Regions from separate parts of the Homo sapiens genome. Here region 1 is linked to region 2. Evidence: chromatin contacts called from ENCODE Hi-C or POLR2A ChIA-PET data. All regions are on one chromosome and are shown on one strand. The core of a region is the stretch at or near the end of the contact, and the rest is flanking DNA. Distances in the headings are between cores, read along the strand shown.

The links. Hi-C counts contacts between places; a loop is a spot of excess contacts on that map. ChIA-PET counts read pairs that join two places held with the same protein, here RNA polymerase II (POLR2A). Pooled maps may share reads with other maps.
Region 1: a map of transverse colon shows a loop between it and region 2 (10-fold over the local background). The contact joins the promoter of FBXL5 here to the enhancer-like site in region 2. A Hi-C loop is called at or near these places in 2 of 168 maps with a recorded cell type or tissue (both transverse colon), 1 of 37 single-sample maps with no recorded cell type and 6 of 50 pooled maps. POLR2A ChIA-PET finds 5 or more read pairs at or near these places in 1 of 52 experiments (activated T-cell).

Annotation. Positions count from the first base shown.
Region 1 is chr4:15,653,905-15,656,725 of GRCh38, forward strand. It overlaps FBXL5 (F-box and leucine rich repeat protein 5), which reads right to left and starts at 1,453. Exons shown (of 11, transcript NM_012161.4): 1 at 1,300-1,453. The coding sequence starts at 1,383. It also overlaps a transcript of FAM200B not described here. RefSeq lists silencers at 888-1,107, 1,138-1,207, 1,346-1,523, 1,448-1,557 and an enhancer at 1,858-1,977.
Region 2 is chr4:15,251,831-15,254,954 of GRCh38, forward strand. The region is part of intron 2 of C1QTNF7-AS1 (C1QTNF7 antisense RNA 1); the gene reads right to left. Among named protein-coding and RNA genes, the nearest start is that of C1QTNF7-AS1, 170 kb to the right of the region's middle. RefSeq lists an enhancer at 1,585-1,774. Within about 2 kb of position 1,686, at least 4 of the 41 ENCODE cell types and tissues checked have a DNase peak (open chromatin) inside an H3K27ac peak, as active enhancers do.

The DNA.
Region 1 (2,821 bases), core at 203-2,702, 400 kb after region 2:
CTTCTAATAGTTTTTAGTTTAAGGCTAATAAGCAACCAAGGTTGCAAACCATTGTCCTAGACAGTCCTGGTGTTTCCAACTCATGTGAACTGGGTGTTTCTAAATTTTCAGAATGGAGGGAGGGAGAAGATGGAGTGCTAAGATTTGAAATTCAACGTCACTGCTTTAAATTGCTGGTCTTGAGTGTGGCCTAACAGTGAATACCCTGGGCATCCTCCAATCGCCTGGCTGAGCTATGAAACACCCCTCTTTTCTGTAGACAATGGTTCTGCATAATGCTATGCAATTTCTGAGAATTCCTAAAAGTTGATTTCTATGCTTAAACAGTAGTCATTTGAATGCTTTATTTAGTTGGATCATTTCCACAAGAAACGGGACTGCCTGAGGTTTGCAGATATCCATGACTTTCCCCAACATAAACTGACAAATACGTGGAATGTTAATATTGTTTTAAAATCACTAGCAAAGGGCCCTGAACCATCTCCACAAAAGTGCCTCTTCAGCTTATGCTGCACCAATTATGGGCCCAAAATGGTTCTCACAGTTAAACCAACTTTTCCTGAGGCCCCCTTTATTCGAGCTCATATAAAGAAATCCAAGAGAGAATTGCTGTCTTATAACAAAATCTACATCCAGTAAGTGTTCAGGGCAATAAAAGTTGCAAGGAAAACGATAACGACACATGAAGAGTGAAGGTTCTTCAGTTCTAAACTTGGCTTTTCTCCCAAATCAAACCAGTGAAGAAAGCCGGGGGTAAAAGGAACCGGGTAGCTGGGAGACGCTGCAGTTCCAGCCAGGAAGCCAGCGAGAGGTGCAGAGGATGGGTGGGTGTCTGCACGGAGAGCCCCGAACAGGCCCGGGGGAGTGACGGGGGACGGGAACAACTACTCGGTGCAGATGGGAGTCCACCGCAGGTGGCCGGCCGGGGCACCCAGGGCTTCGAGGAGGTAGGGCCGCTCTCCTTAGAGGCAGCAGCGGGAGTCCCAGCGCGGCGGTGGGGCCGGCCCGAGGGCGGCCAGTGACGCCGGTAGCGCCCCTCCTCAGCCGCCAGGCCCTCGGCAGGGGACGCCGCCCGCCCCGAGAGCACGTCCGAGGCGGCGGCCAGGCCGGCTCTGCGAAGGCCTCGCAGCGGGCGGGCAGGCTGCGGGAGCGGGCGGCGCTGACAGCTGCGCAGGCGGCTACTCGCGCGGCGACGGCACGGGGCTGCGGGCGCGGCGCAGGCCAGGCCGCCCCAAGAACCCAGCCCGCTCCCCATCGCCGCCCGCACCGCCCACAGCGGGAGGCTCAGCGCTCCGTTACCTTGTCGCAGTAGAGCCCCACCAGCTGCTTCATCCGCCAGTGTGGGGCGGTGAAGACGTCCACTTCTTCAGGAAAGGGCGCCATCGCCACTGCCTCAGCCTCCGCCTCAGCAGCCGCGGCCGCCGCCTCTCCATAGACACCCTCGCCGCGGGGCAGAGGCGGCGCGCCCCCTTGCGCATGCGCCCGCCCCGTCGGCGCGCGCGCCCGGTCGGCTTGGCCGGCGGGGACGCGGGGGCGCGCAGGCCGCCGCCATGCGATCCCTGCGGCCCACGTGACCGGGCGCGCGCAGAGGCTCGCGGCTTCTGCCTCCCGCCCCCACTCTTTTCGTTTTTTGTCGTCTTCATAAGCCGCAGAAGGAACCCAAACCTTTTCCCTGTTTCTTTCACTACATGAAAGCACAGTAGCTGAGGGTAGGGGAAAGTCGTTGCAGTGGCGCTCTCGGCGCTTCTCCCGTTGCTGCCCTGCCCACCACGGCCTTGAGGAGAGGCAGCCAAGCACAATGGCCGCGGTCAGGGCCGCGAGCTCTGCTTGTGCCCACGCCCCGACGCCTGCTTGGCCTGGGTGACCAATGCTTCTGGCCAGGACCTCCGGAGCTGCCCTTCGCCTCCCTGCGATTGGCCCGTGCCAGATTTTTCCTGGGGCCGAGCGCAGACCACCCCGGCCGCCACTCAAAGGCCGGGCCTGGCTCCCACCCAGCGGTTGGTGAACCAGAGCTGCGGGCTCTGAGAGCTTCGGTCCCGGGCGGCAGCCCACAGCGGGCGCGGGGCCTGGGTGCGAGGGGCGGGGCAGAGACCGCGAGAGAGAGTTCTCGTGAAATTCGGGAGACTCAACGTGGGGGAAAAACAGTATCTGGGGATCCAGGTGCGGAAATGCACCTCAAGTGCAGGAACGCGGGTCAGGGATAGGCCCGACGGGCCTTGGGGGTGGGGAGAAGGGTGAATAATGGAAGGTTGGTGCGGGAAAGAACCTTGGTACAAATCCCGCCATTTTAAGCGGAGGTTCGGAGAGAAAACAAGGTCACTAACCCAGGAAAATGTCTGCCTCTTTCCCATAAATCGCCTGGCCCTGGCCACAGACCTCCTGGAGACTCTGTTCTCTGCTCACGCCGGTCAGTCTTAGATTGGTTGGCTGGAGTACTGCTGGACAGATAGAGAAATAGGAGAAAACAGGGAAGCCTGAGAACCTTGGGAGGAATTGTTATTTGCTTAATGGCCAGAACCTCCAGGAGGGCAAGAACCAGATATGCTGTGTTCACCCTTGTTCTCTATTATCTATCACAGTTGCAAGACAACATGGGGATCAGTAAATAGTCAACAAATAATGGAGTAGAAGAAGGTGAGAAAGAACTTTGCAGTGGAATGCACCCTATTTAGTTCTAATCTTATATTACTATATGCTATTATAGACAGTGTGAACAGTGGTTAAACCACAGACTCTGGAAGTTAAGATTCCTGGTTTTGCCAGACACTAGCTATACAACCGTTAACAAGCTATATGACTTCTTTATGCCTCAGTTTGCTCT
Region 2 (3,124 bases), core at 436-2,935:
AGCATGGAGACAGAGATGGGCTCTGGTTGCTGCTGGGCAGAGCCATGCCAATCTGACAGTAGTGGCAGTTTTGGTGTCTTTTCCTTTGAAAACTTGGTTCTAGGTAATTTCCTAATTGGCCCTATTTTTCCTCACTAAGTCATTAAGTAGGGAGATGCTTTGTGGTCTAGGGCACTAGATTCTCTTTATCTAAACGACAGAAGTCATCCTACGGTGGGAACTCTGGGTTGCCTGTTATTCCATCCAGAATCCCCTCTTTCTGAAAGTTGTTTTTGGCAGCCGGGGTCTATCTCTGCCCTCCTGAGCATTCTATTAAGTTTGCTGCTGTTTTTCTATTAAACCTAAAGAATAGTCATTCTGTCTCCACACAGTCCCCTTCAAAGAAGAAAAAGATGAGATATTACAGCAGCAGATATTACAGATATTACATGCAATGGTAAAAGGGGCAAGCCCTTGAAACAAGTGAGATCTAATTTTAAAATCTCATTTCTGAATGTTTCTTCATTGGCAAAATAAGGATAAGACTCATAGTGCAGTGTTATTATGAAGACTAAAGATACTGTATGTAATATTCTCAGCACAGTGCCCTGTATACAACAGAGGCTTAAAAAATTGCTCCTACATATTCTTATGCTTATTTTACTGGGCTATACTGTTTCTCAATAGATTTTCTCTCTCTCTCTCTCTCTCACACACACACACACACCCACATACACATACATGTGTGCACACACACACACACTACTGCTGAATTTCCAGGTCATATTTGGCAGACTAGTTAAGGAAGCACTGTGTACATGTTAGCTACCTTGGACCTTGAGTTGCTGCCAGGTTTTATGCTACAGAAAATGTAGTGTGGCTGGAAATGTAGCTCTACTGAAAACTGACCAACCCTGTGTAATATATCCATTTGTTTCGTCATAAAGGAAAGAGTAATGGACTAAAAGTCTGAGTTCACAGCCTTGCTTCTGCCAACACTGTGTATTATCTTCATATCTAGAACATACATTGCAGTGGGTATCAACCAAGGACTTCACATATAGCACCTCATATAAAGATCCATAAAGGGGAATAGTGTCTTGTCCTCTTTCCCAAAGAGGGAAGACAGATTTCACTAATGGCTGGTGTTGAGAGGAAGAATTTAGTAGTAGCTTCTTGCCCTCAGCAATAGCTTCTTGCAATAGCTCTTATAAGTGGACACAGATCTCCCTGATCCTCAATTGGGTAAGTTTACAAGGAAACCCTTTGCCACTTCCTGGGAGGCAAGTTGTTCTTAGGCTTTACCTGGGACTAGCAAAGAAATTGAATTCAGTGAGACTATTTTAGGGGCCCAGGTGGTTAAAGTTTCACACCATGTTTCTTCAATTCAGCCTTAAGAATAATAAAGCTGAAGTTTTGATCTCCATCTGTGTGATGCTTTTAGCTATCTTTCAAGGGGTTCCAGACATATTTGGGATGACAAGTGCATGATTTAATGGCCCCCTTAAGCCAGAACAACTAATATTTCCATTCCCATTTTAATATATGAAGAATCTGAAGGTCAGCGAAGTTGAGTAACTTGCCCAGGGCTACAGAGATATGGGTCACAAAGGTGGAATTGAACCCAAGCTCTTTTAGCTTCCAAGACTGTGGCCTATCCTCTATGCTAGACCGCCACCTTAAAAAGCAAATGTCCCTTCCTTGAGTTATTTGAATTACAATTTTTCTTTTCACAGCGCAGTTTGGGAAACTCCCCTCTACTGCTTTCAGTTTTCATATCAGCAAAATCAAGAGGTTGAACTAAAAGACCAAGAAAGCTCTCCCAGATGAAAAAGCTTGTGATTCTATGATTTATTTATTTTTTAGTTCGTATTAATTCTCCTTCCATGTTTTCAGTGCTGTGAGTTCCTGAGTTTTAAACTCCAGAAAGCAGATAAAATCATTTCCTAAAATGAAGTGTTACACATTTCATTCAAAGGAAGTGTATAATCTTGTAAAATGTATAGATTAATAAATTAAAAATTAATAAAAACAGCTGATTTTGTTACAGTGGCCATTGAGAATGTACAGGCAAATACTTCTGACTACAGCAACTATCTCCACAGAGGCGGAGTCATCTCAGCGCAAATCAGGAGCATCCTGGAACCCAACTAGAAAATCACTGGAGTATCAGGAATAACATAAGCTTTGGAGTCACAAGGCCTGAATTTGAGTCTCAGCCACCCTATCTATGAGCTGTGTGCACTGAGAAAGCCATTTAACATACTGCGCCTCAGATAATCATGTGTAAGTATTAGTATTCTTACTGTCTTCATGGTAGCTATGATGTAAACTGTTTTGGAAAGCATCAAACACTATACAAAGTCATTAGTATTAATAAAGGTGGCATTCTTCTCTCATTCATAAGACCATAGCTTCCTATGAAATCTAGGTGAAAATTACTGGGGAGTGCCACATTAGAGATGGTATCTTAGTAATTCAGAGAAACTTTGTGGAGGTTCAATGATTCAGATCCAATAGGGTTAAAGGCAAGTGGTGTTGGAAAGGCTGATTGCGAGGCTGAGATGAGAGTCTCCCTCAGGCATTGAGCTGTCAGCAGGACAGGAATAGATATTCCAAGCCCATAGCACCTCAACAGCTCTCTAAAACGCTAACATCATGCATGCAGTTGAGTAACACATGTGTTTTCAATGTCATGCAACTTTGTGCTGTAATTTAAAAATTTTGTGTGACAAAGAGCTGGATTTAAAAATGGAATATTAAAATATTAGTCACTTCTCTTTCTTCTACTGCTGTTAGCAGATTGGACATAGTTTTTCTTATAAACTTTTTTTTTTTTTTTTTTGGAAACAGTCTCACTCTGTCACCCAGGCTGGAGTGCAATGGCGCAATCTCAGCACACTGCAACTTCCGCCTCCCACGTTCAAGTCATTCTCTTGCCTCAGCCTCCCAAGTAGCTGAGACTACAGGCATGCACCATCATGCCCGGCTAATTTTTGTACTTTTAGTAGAGACCAGGTTTCATTCAGCATGTTGTCCAGGCTGGTCTCGAACTCCTGACCTCAAGTGATCCGCCTGCCTCGGCCTCCCAAAGTGCTGGGATTACAGGCATGAGCCACTGTGCCTGGCCTCTCATAAACTTTTG